Regions from separate parts of the Mus musculus genome. Here region 1 is linked to region 2. A link is a loop called in an ENCODE intact Hi-C map of the cell type or tissue named here. Cell type or tissue: heart. All regions are shown on one strand. Each heading gives the region's core, and the rest is flanking DNA. Links, peaks and the distances in the headings are about the cores only.

Evidence for each region. A loop is a pair of places that touch in the nucleus more often than their neighbours do. Peaks named below come from ENCODE experiments on the same cell type or tissue, not always from the same donor. Only the 100,000 strongest peaks of a DNase experiment are listed, where the experiment ranks them.
Region 1: a loop joins it to region 2, with 4 times the contacts of the local background. A loop is called at or near these places in 1 of 42 quality-filtered maps.

Annotation. Positions count from the first base shown.
Region 1 is chr6:136,853,791-136,859,168 of GRCm38, reverse strand. It overlaps Art4 (ADP-ribosyltransferase 4), which reads left to right and starts at 1,569. Exons shown (of 3, transcript NM_026639.2): 1 at 1,569-2,006; 2 at 4,109-4,817. The coding sequence starts at 1,926. In heart, for the core only: a CTCF peak has its summit at 1,949; DNase peaks (open chromatin) are centred at 1,118, 1,438, 1,928 and 2,648; H3K4me3 peaks cover 3,049 bases; H3K27ac peaks cover 4,467 bases.
Region 2 is chr6:136,802,260-136,807,637 of GRCm38, reverse strand. It overlaps H4f16 (H4 histone 16), which reads left to right and starts at 3,207. Exons shown (of 1, transcript NM_175652.3): 1 at 3,207-3,645. The coding sequence starts at 3,259. The coding sequence ends at 3,570. In heart, for the core only: no CTCF peak of the experiment used is centred there; DNase peaks (open chromatin) are centred at 3,177 and 3,777; H3K4me3 peaks cover 2,520 bases; H3K27ac peaks cover 3,068 bases.

The sequences.
Region 1 (5,378 bases), core at 59-5,058, 52 kb before region 2:
TCTGATCCTGAGCAGCTAGTCAATTTTGTCAAGTATTAGGTATTAGTGGGAAACAGTAAACATGGCTTTATCTTAAGTTTGGAGCTCTTGAGCACATCTGTAATCCCAGCACTCCTGAGACAGGGACAGAGAATCAAGAATTCAAGGCAAGTTCGAGCTACACACACACACACACACACACACACACACACACACACACACACACACATTAATAGTAAATGTTACAGTGCTGGCTGCTGATGCAGCTGCATTGGTCGAGTGCTTGTCTAGCATAAAGGCCTGGCAGTCTGACCCCCCAGTACCATAGAAACAGGTTATGATGGCTTACCCCTGCTATTCCAGTACCCAGGAGATAGAGACAGAGGATCAAAGATTGAGTGTCAGCCTCAGTTCCATATTGAGTTCAAAACCAGCCTCGGATATATGAGACACTATCTTGAAAAAAACCCTTGAAAAATTAATCATTAGGGCTGGAAAGACGGCTCTGCTGGGAAGGCACTGGCCATGCAGCTCACAGGAACTCATCAGGCAGAGCAACAACAGAACAAACGCAGCACGCGCCTGCAGTCCTAGTATGGGGACGCAGACACGGGGCTTCTCAATCCACTACCAAATCTGTGAGCTCCAGGTTCACTGAAAGCCCGGATCAAAAACTAAGGTGGAGAGTGAGGGGTAGGAAGACACTCAAGTTGAACACACACACAAGCACACACACACACACACACACTTGTGAGAAACAAACAAATAAATAAATAAAACATTAATGGGAAACAAACAGTATACAAAGTCTTGTGATTTCACTTCTGCTCTGTGTGTGTGTGTGTGTGTGTGTGTGTGTGTGTGTGTGTGTGTTGTGGGTATAAAGCCAAAATGTAAATCAAAATAGTGGCTTTCTCCAAGCAATCATTTTGAATAATTAGCGTTCCTTCTTTTATGCTTCTATGACTTGGGAAACTTCAGACAGACCAATATTTAACGTGGTAAAAAGAAAGCAGGACCACAATTCCCAAGAACGGAATTTGGTTCTTGTCACAGTTAGATAAGAGGCAGGGAACATAAACAACGTCTGCGAGCCAGCAGACTCTGAAAGGTCGGGAGTAGTGGAAGGACAGCCAGACTTGAGCAGGAAATGTGGTTAACAGTGGAAAGTCGGACTTAACTCCTGCCTGCGGGCCTCATTGCAGATTACAATAGATAGAAAACCTGAAGCTCTCAAAAGAAATAAACATTCAAAGCTGTGACTCCAACAGCCCCCGTCTCTGAACGGGGATGTTTCAAACACACCGTGGAGAGGCAGCAAAGAACACACAACATTAAAAGCCTGTGCTGCTGGAGGGCAATCATTCCAGGGCAGGGCTATCAGCACTGCCAGATGAGCCTGACACAGGTCCACCTTAAGATCGCATCTCCCCAGCTGCGCTTCATGTGCCACTGCAGTGGCTCACAGGGAAAGCCTGGGGCTGCAGATAATGGGACTTGGCCCGAGTACTCCTGGAGCATGCCTTTTCTTGTCGATCTGGGAAAGGCAAGGCTGAACTGCACAGCCTGACCCTGAACAGACCCTTGGCATTCCCCTGCATGCCGACTAGACAGAGAGACGGTTTTTGCCTTCTTTACACTGAAAACCATTCTGTGCCGCGCACATCTGGCCCTTTCGCGGAGACTTCAACACTGCAAAGGCGCTAGACTTCTACCTTGGAGGAAACTGTCGGTTGTTGAGGTTGTTGATATTCAACAGAAGTCACAGTTGCGGCAGGAGCAGAACCTCAGACACAGCCGGAAAAGAAAATGCCAAAGGAGGACTCTAGAGCGTATTCTGGGACGAGGCTTTCAGAATAAAGAAGTGTTGCTGACACAAACCACCAAGCTGCCCACTGACCAGTAGATCTAAGAGAACGTGTCTACCAAGTGCTACAGACAGGAGGATGGCGCTGTGGCTTCCAGGAGGGCAGCTCACCCTGCTGCTACTGCTCTGGGTCCAGCAGACACCCGCGGGGAGCACTGAGGTAGGGGCTATCGAAAAGTTGGTCTCTCATGATCAACGATGCACCAACAGGCTATTCACCTGGGGGCCACCTAATTGCTAAGAACTTAGCCACTGGCAATCTAAGAATAAACAATGTTAGTAAAGAGTGACAGGGAAAATTGCTATAAAAATTAAAAATTTTTAAGTCATAAATCTGGCATAATTGATGTGAGTGCCATTGAGTTATTTTCCCGATTCTTTTAAGTATTAAAGCAATGATTCCACCGGGGCAATAATGTAGACTAACCTGTTTAACTCAAAACCGCTTTATACAGATAGCACACATTTGGAGTATCCTAATTTTAAATATCTATAAACTAAAAATAAGCTAATGATAATGGGTGACACAGGAAACATTTGAGATCTGGAGACATGTTAAAAATGTGTCAGAGTTCATTTTGATATTTGACAGAATGTGATTCTTGGCTTGGATTAATGGAAGCTTGTTTTAAAATCTGGTGCACTGGTTCACATCATCCAATCAGTCTGTAAAATTGACTCTAGATTGTATGTAACTAGACAGCATGACATCATAAATCACACGGTTAAAATACCAAACCGTGTGTTCTCTAGCTCCGCCCCCAACAACGCTGGCCTTGGGCAGAATCTTGCCTTTTGGTGAGTGCTGCTCATGAGAAAAGCATCGTTGTTTTGCCCAGAAATGGTTGAGTGTAGGTGATGCTGATACAGTTCTCACTAACGAGCTGACCGAAGCCAGGGAGCCTCCTTTCGGCACCCTCTAGACAACATTCAACTGTTTCCCCACCTCCAAGAGGGGTGTACTTTCCAGCCCCTCGCTCACCAAGAGGAGGTGCTCCCAGGCACGGCCCCACTGCTCCCCTGAAACGCTGTTTCTCGAGCTTTGGAAGCGCAGCTGCATGCACGGGTTCTGCCCTGCTCTCCACCCTGGAGCCTGGCTAGTCTTATGTCTGTGGCATAAGTGCTTCTCCCCCAAGACAAGCTGTTACCTGAGAGGTCTCAGTCCTGCACTGCCAGTAGCTGGAGAGACAAGTCTGACAGGCTCTGGAATTTACTCTTAGTCCAACTTTCCACCAGATCCAGAGGTGTGTGTGCACCCGGGGGCTAATTGAGGAAGAAGGTGACACTTCAGCTTCCTTGTTTGCTTTAGGTTTTTTCCCCTCCTTTTTGTCCTAGAATCTAAGTCAGCAAGAAGGTTTTTATTTACAGAAGTCTCTCTTGGAAAACCTAACGCTAGATGTACGATAGGGTGGCTGGAAAGATGGCTTGGTGGTTAACGGGGCTTGATGCACAAGGGTGAGGACCTGAGTTCGGGTCCCCAGAATGCACATAAAACCCAGGAGTGGAGGAATGCACATCTGGAAGCCTAGCTTGGGCAGTGAGAAAAAGTTGCAGAGACGGGCCGATCCCTGTTGCTCCAGAGATCACTAGCCAACCACTCAGCTAAACTGCAAAGCTCTTGGCTTAGGGCATGACCTTGTCTCAAAAAATAAAGTGGAGAGTAATGGAGCAAGACCTATGTCATTGACCTCTGGCTTCTCTGTGCATGCACACACATAGCAAAATGTACAGTTAAAATTATATGTATGAATATAAGCTTGCTTTAGTTTTAGTTTGGTTAGGCTGAGACAGAGCCCCCCATTGCAATGCAGGCCAGCCTTGAACTCACAAGCCTTCTCAGACTCACAGCACCTCTTGTATTTCGGCCTTCTAAGGACGATAAGCATAAGCCACCCCCCCCCCCAGCTCTGAGCATGCTTTATGACATGCATGAGAGAATAGGAGGAGGAAGAAACTGAAGAAGTGGAAAGTAGATAAACCAGAAGGTTAGTGCTTTATTGTCAACAGACTCAAATATGGAAACACCATGAGTTCTAAGGTAAAGAACACTTCCTCCCTGGGGAGATGAGCCTTGGAGTTTTCTGTGCCATTTATGAATAATAACAACCCCAGACCAGGTAGGAATAGCATGGAGTCATTATAGTGGGCACAGCTTGAGCATTCCGTGTAAAATACTTCAGCCAGCTCTGTTGGGCACAAAAATCTGCAACCTTGTTTCCATCTGATCTGAATAATGTAAATCGAGGTTTCTTTTCCTCATAGGCTCCTCTTAAGGTCGACGTGGACTTGACACCTGATTCCTTTGATGATCAATACCAAGGCTGTAGCGAACAGATGGTGGAGGAGCTAAATCAAGGAGACTATTTCATAAAGGAAGTAGATACTCATAAGTATTACTCCAGAGCATGGCAAAAAGCCCACCTAACCTGGCTGAACCAGGCAAAGGCCCTCCCGGAGAGCATGACCCCGGTGCATGCTGTGGCCATTGTGGTTTTCACCCTGAATCTCAATGTGAGCTCTGACTTGGCCAAGGCCATGGCCAGGGCTGCGGGATCTCCTGGGCAGTACAGTCAGTCATTCCACTTCAAGTATCTGCACTACTACCTCACCTCAGCCATCCAGCTGCTGAGGAAAGACAGCTCTACAAAGAACGGCAGTCTGTGTTACAAGGTGTACCACGGGATGAAGGATGTGAGCATTGGAGCCAACGTAGGTTCCACCATTCGATTCGGCCAGTTCCTCTCTGCCTCCCTGCTAAAGGAAGAGACACGGGTGTCTGGAAACCAAACCCTGTTTACCATTTTCACTTGTCTGGGTGCCTCTGTGCAAGACTTCTCTCTCAGGAAGGAAGTCTTGATCCCCCCCTATGAGTTATTTGAAGTCGTAAGTAAGAGCGGCAGCCCCAAAGGAGATTTGATAAACTTGCGGTCTGCTGGGAACATGAGCACGTATAACTGCCAGCTGCTAAAAGGTGAGCTTGCTCTAAATTGGGTCTGTACATAGAAGAGTCAGAAATCAATCTTCATTTATAGAAGGGTTTTCTTTTTCTTTTTCTTTTTCTCTTTCTTTTTCTTTTTCGTTTTCTTTTTCCTTTTCTTTTTCTTTTTCTTCCTTTTTCTTTTTCTGAGTGGGCTAGGAGTAGGGAGTTGAAAACAGGGAAACCTGTCCCCAGTAATGATGGAACTGACCACCTAAGTTTACGTTCTGCTTCATGTCCCTCCCTCTTCTACCTTTAAAAAAAAAAAAAGAGTCTCTGAAGTGGTACTGTATTAGGTCCTTATCCACTGGGCTATGTTCCAGCAACCCAGAAGTTGGTTGCAAACCTAGGTACTACCAAACTCTACAAAATGATGTTTCTTTCCTATATATACATACCTGTGGTACCACTGAATTTATAATAAGCCAAAAGTATTTTAAACGTTCACTCTCCCCATCCCACAATATCTTATTGTAACTTACCCCCCTCTCCTTGCTATAACGTGACTCAATACCATTTGTGTGTCATGAGAAGACGTGAGGGAATGGCCTGGGC
Region 2 (5,378 bases), core at 298-5,297:
CTCTCCCATTCCCCTACCCCTCTCTCCACGTGTTCATGGCCGGCCTCCACCCGCACACCCCCTCGGCCTTTTCTCTCTCTCTCTCTCTCTCTCGCTCTCGCTCTCGCTCTCGCTCTCTCTCTCTCTCTCGCTCTCGCTACTACCCCCTCAACTCACCTCATGCCCTAAATAAACTACTATACCGTCCTGTGGCTGGTACCTCAGCATGGGCCGCACCCCCTCTACCCCCTACGTGCACAATAACGCTCCTCCACCAAACGTCCCCGGCTTTTTTTTTTTTTTTTTAAATAAAATACAACAGTAAGCAGACTATGGTGTTCAGTGCCTATAAACCCAGCTGATGCAGGAGTATGGAGAACTTGAATTGAGCCTGGCCTAAGAGAGAAACTACCTGGAAACAATCAAAAACCGGAAGCCCAGAGAAGAGCACCTCTGTTCCCTCATACCATACTCATGGAAATTAGTCTCCAGTATAGCCAGGGGCGACTTTCAAATCTGACTATCTGACTCCAGGGTCTGTGCTTGTGAGTGCCACAGCAATTCCGGCTCAGCCATAGCTCCTTGGCTGAATTCTGCCCTCCTAGAACGAGCTTTCGTCATCTGCTCCTTGACACACCCACCTGGAGAGCTAGCTGCAAAAGAAGCTTTGTAGGTTTTCTATTTGTTTTAGTTTTTGAGACTTTTCTTCCTGTAGCCCTGGCAGCCGTGGAACTCACTATAAAAACCAGGCTGGCCTTCAACTCAGAGATCTGCCTGCCTCCCTAATGCTGGGATTAAAGTTGTGTGCAGCCACCAGCCTGGGACAAAAGCTGGTTCTTTGGCCTGTCCTACCTATACCACATGAGGCTGGTCTTTGGACACTGTTGCTGCTCCTGGGGACAGTCCCTTCCTTCTCAGGGCCTCGAGGCCATAGTCACAGACTAGGCAGGAATGCAGTCCTTGTGGATAGCATGGATGAATCTGATAGGATATTAACATTACGTGGCTCTGGGGCTGTGTATGAGCCGGAGAAGAACCACTGGATTCCAGAGGGGAGGACCCTTCGCCTCTGCCTGCCTGCCTGCTGGAGGTTGTCACTTGGTGCTCCATCGAGACTTTAGATTACTCTTAGGCCAAGACACTGGAAACAGAATCCCTCAACTTGTTCTTATGATTCATATGATAGGCCCTTGACATTTGAAACAAACTAAAGTGTTTTTCTTCCACTGTTTCACTCCGGTACTTCAGTTTACTGCATTTCTGAAATTACACAACTAAGTAATGTCAAACGCTGATTAAATGTCATGTAGGTTTTTTTGTATCCATTTAATTAAAATATCATAAATTTACCCTCTCCTTAGTCTAATTGCGATTTTATTTAAATAAACTCCACAGAACCAAGTGAAGTGGGGCCTGTCTGTGATCTTAGTATAAAGGAGGCGTGGACAGGAGAGTCAAGATTGTCCATCGAAGATTGTCCATCGTTAGCTACAGAGAGAGTTCCCACCTAGCCTGAGCTACATAGGATCCTGTCCCAAGATACAAAATATTAAACACACACAGAGAAAAACCAACCCCATGTACTTCTATCTATGTACATCTTTATTTCCTAGCACAGTAATGAGCTAACCAGGAGCTGGGGTCCCCCATACACCTTTGGATCTGAACAATATACTCCACCATCAAGGAGGTATCCCGGAGCCAACTTCCTCAGAATCCTGGCTGTACCACCTAACAGCTGACTTTCATATACTATCTAATGCTCCTAAGCATTCGATAGGTTATATATTCTAAGTCAATGTGTATGGAAACCTCTGGTGCAGTTTTGGGGAAGAAAGCTCTAGAATATCTTCTGTAAACCATCTTAAATGTATGTTTATGGAAAGGTCTCTTTGCTTTCTTTTTGCTTTTCTCTCTTTTTTTTGTGTGTGTTGTTGTTGATTGTTTGTTTGTTTGTTGACACACAGTTTTACAAATTTGAATAAGTATTCTGGCAGCAGCTTTCATTTTGGTAAGAATTCTGAAGAGCAAGGGATTTAAAATCATGAGGTAAAATTCAATGATTAAGGCTTCTTCCCCCTCCAGCTATCCTAGAGCTCAATCTCTAAGAGACAGGGAGGGGACAAACAAATGAAATGCTGTTTGAGTTGTGGAACTAATGGGAATTGTAAAGTACTACAAACTAAACGCATTTATCCTGCTGCCTTTTTCTTTTTTTTTAAGATTTATTTATTTATTATATGTAAGTACACTGTAGCTATCTTCAGACACACCAGAAGAGGGCATCAGTTCTCATTACAGGTGGTTGTGAGCCACCATGTGGTTGCTGGAATTTGAACTCAGGACCTTCAGAAGAGCAGTCAGTGCTCTTCACCACTGAGCCATCTCTCCAGCCCAAAACCTGCTGTCTTTAAAAACGAAACAAACTTAAGGACAGTCCTGTTATTCGGAGTCATGCTTTTGACTTCTGGTACTTTACAAGCTATTTGAGTGGGGAGGAGGGGAAATGTATTTGAGTCTGTCTAGCCTAGGCTGGCCCCAGCTCTTGGCAATCCTGCCTCAGCCTCCGGAGAGCCTAAATTACAGATGTGAGTCACCAGGTCTCTTTTAAACGCAAGCAACAAGGACCTCGGATCTAAATGACAAGTTACAATAGTTCAGCTAAGTAACTATAGGAACAATTGGCTGAAAAGCGAATACCAATGTGTTTGCAATGCAGGAGCAGAAAATCCATACACTGCAGAAACAGTTGAAACCAAATAGGAAGTGGGAACTAGCATAATTTTCTTATCGTGGCCACAAAAGAAAGGCACTAAAACACTTCTATCCCCTCAAAAGACTCTCTCGTGAAAATGTAAACTGCTTCGGTATAAGACCTAGTAAGCTAGATTTCTATTGCTAGCTTCTTTTCATTTTCACATTAAAGTTGTGTAAAAACAAGCATGCTGCTTAGAAAATACCGAATCAGCGTGCACTGAAGATAACAAGCATGATGCGCCGTTTTTATTTGTGCTAAAAAAAAAAAAGAGGAGAAATAGATTGTTACCTTATATTATTTAAACTTTCAAATGTGCTAGGGTTCCTGGAATTTGGAGAGGGAACCGAAAGGGTTTTATGGTTCTTGGGAGACAGCAGAGCACAAAGAGCCAGGGGGTGGAGTCTAGAGCTCCGCCCACTCCTTGCTGTTTTCAATCAGGTCCGCTCCCAGGAAATATAAGCTCTTGCTCGGCGGCGGATTACTGTAGTTTCTCCTGTCTCTTTATTAGGTTGTTTACTAATATGTCAGGACGAGGAAAAGGCGGCAAGGGTCTGGGGAAAGGTGGCGCCAAGCGACACCGCAAGGTTCTCCGCGACAACATCCAGGGCATTACCAAGCCCGCTATCCGGCGGTTGGCTCGGCGTGGCGGCGTGAAGCGCATCTCGGGTCTCATCTACGAGGAGACTCGCGGTGTCCTCAAGGTTTTCCTTGAGAATGTGATCCGCGACGCCGTCACCTACACCGAGCACGCCAAGCGCAAGACGGTTACGGCTATGGACGTGGTGTACGCGCTCAAGCGCCAGGGCCGCACTCTGTACGGCTTCGGCGGCTAAGCGAGCCCTCCTGTGCCTAGGCCGTTCCCTTGGCCGGCTTCCCCCATCCACAAAGGCCCTTTTCAGGGCCCACAAAGCATCAGAAAGGAGCTGTGGACATTTGTAGTTCTCACTAGTTATGAGCGTCTCATTACTTTTTGTATTTGGTATGCTTTGTCTTGTATGCAAATTGAGCTGCCTGGGTGCACTTTTTCATTGGAGGACTTGGGCTGGTGGCCCCGCCTACCGCCTGGGACCTGCTCAGAATGCTTGCGGAGTGGTCTGCGTGAATGAGTTTTTTTAGGTGTCTGTTGAGTTGACAGCCCCAGAGTGCTAGGGTGCAGCCTCTGCGGACGCTCTAAAAAGGGGAAAAAAGCTCCTGTAGAGACAGTGGACCTGAATGAGGGCAGGTGTGGAGGCTTGGAACCCCACAATAAAGTCACCCTGTAGCTTAAACTTGGCTTTCTCAGCTGTAGCTGTTTCTCTGCCTTAAGCACGTGGGTTTGGGGGAAGAGGAGCACTCGGATGTCTACCATTTAGTTCAGGCTGGTATAAGTCTTTCGGTGGTCCTTCTGTTTCAGCTTCCACAGACCATATGTGTCTCATTTAAGTCTTCAGAGTAGGTTAGTCACAGCCCTTGCTGCTCCTTCAAAGTACTTGTATTCGATGCTCCATACCCAGATGGGTTTAACTCTGGATCCAGGAAGTCGCTTCCTTAGGCCCCTGGACTCAGGTCTGCTTACCGGCTTTCTGTACACATTACTCAAAACGGTAGTTTTGTTTTTCAGATCTCTAGGTTTTTACATCTGATGTTTACGGGTCTTCTCACTGGCTGAAGAAATAGGAGACTGTTCCTACAGTTCCTGGAGCAGGAACCTGGCATTTCATTAAGATATGGTTATCTCGTGTTCAATGCTTTCTGTGTGGCAGAAACTTGGTGCGGTCTTTCAGCAGATTTATTTTAAGTGTTGATAGTGAGTACAGCTGTGGATGAGACAACGAAGGCTAAAATTTTGGAGCCTAGATTTGAACTCTGCTCTGTGCGATTTTACACAACCTCGTTTTATGTGCCACTGGTGTTTTTGTTTGTTTGTTTGTTTTGTTTTGTTTTGTTTTTTGTTTTTGCGAGAGTCTTCTCTGCCCCTGTGGGCTGACACTTCACTTCTAGAGTCTGAGCATACATAACACTGATACCATTAGTCTAGTGAACTCATTTTCTTAAAGCAAGTGAAAAATGAGATGTTTATTTTTCTGTCTTGAGAAATATTTCAGTTACAGTTATATGGTTTTTATTTTCTTATAAAGTCACATGTTCTATCAAACTATGAAACACAAAATGTAATAATAATGATTATCACCCCTCTTTTAATCTGAGTTTTGATTATTTGAGATAATCAAACATCTATAACTATTACTAGCAAAAAGAAATGAAACAAAAAAATGAAACTTAAATATCATTTATTATTACACAAATAACAACAGCAACAAAAGTATTTGTGCATTCACTGTGGAAATCATTTCTCTCAAAAGGCTTAAATTAGAAACTGCCATGTCACCTGCCCGGATGGAAAGTTACTTAGTGGTAAGAAAAACAGAAATCTTACACTGACAAGATGATGGACGGGACAGAAATCACTATATTAAGCAAAATTGTGTGGGAAGCCGCCCTCACATTTGCCATTATAAGATGGCGCTGACAGCTGTGTTCTAAGTGGTAAACATAATCTGCACACGTGCAGGGGCAGTTTTCCCGCCATGTGTTCTGCCTTTCTCGTGATGACAACTGGGCCGATGGGCTGCAGCCAATCAGGGAGTAATACGTCCTAGGC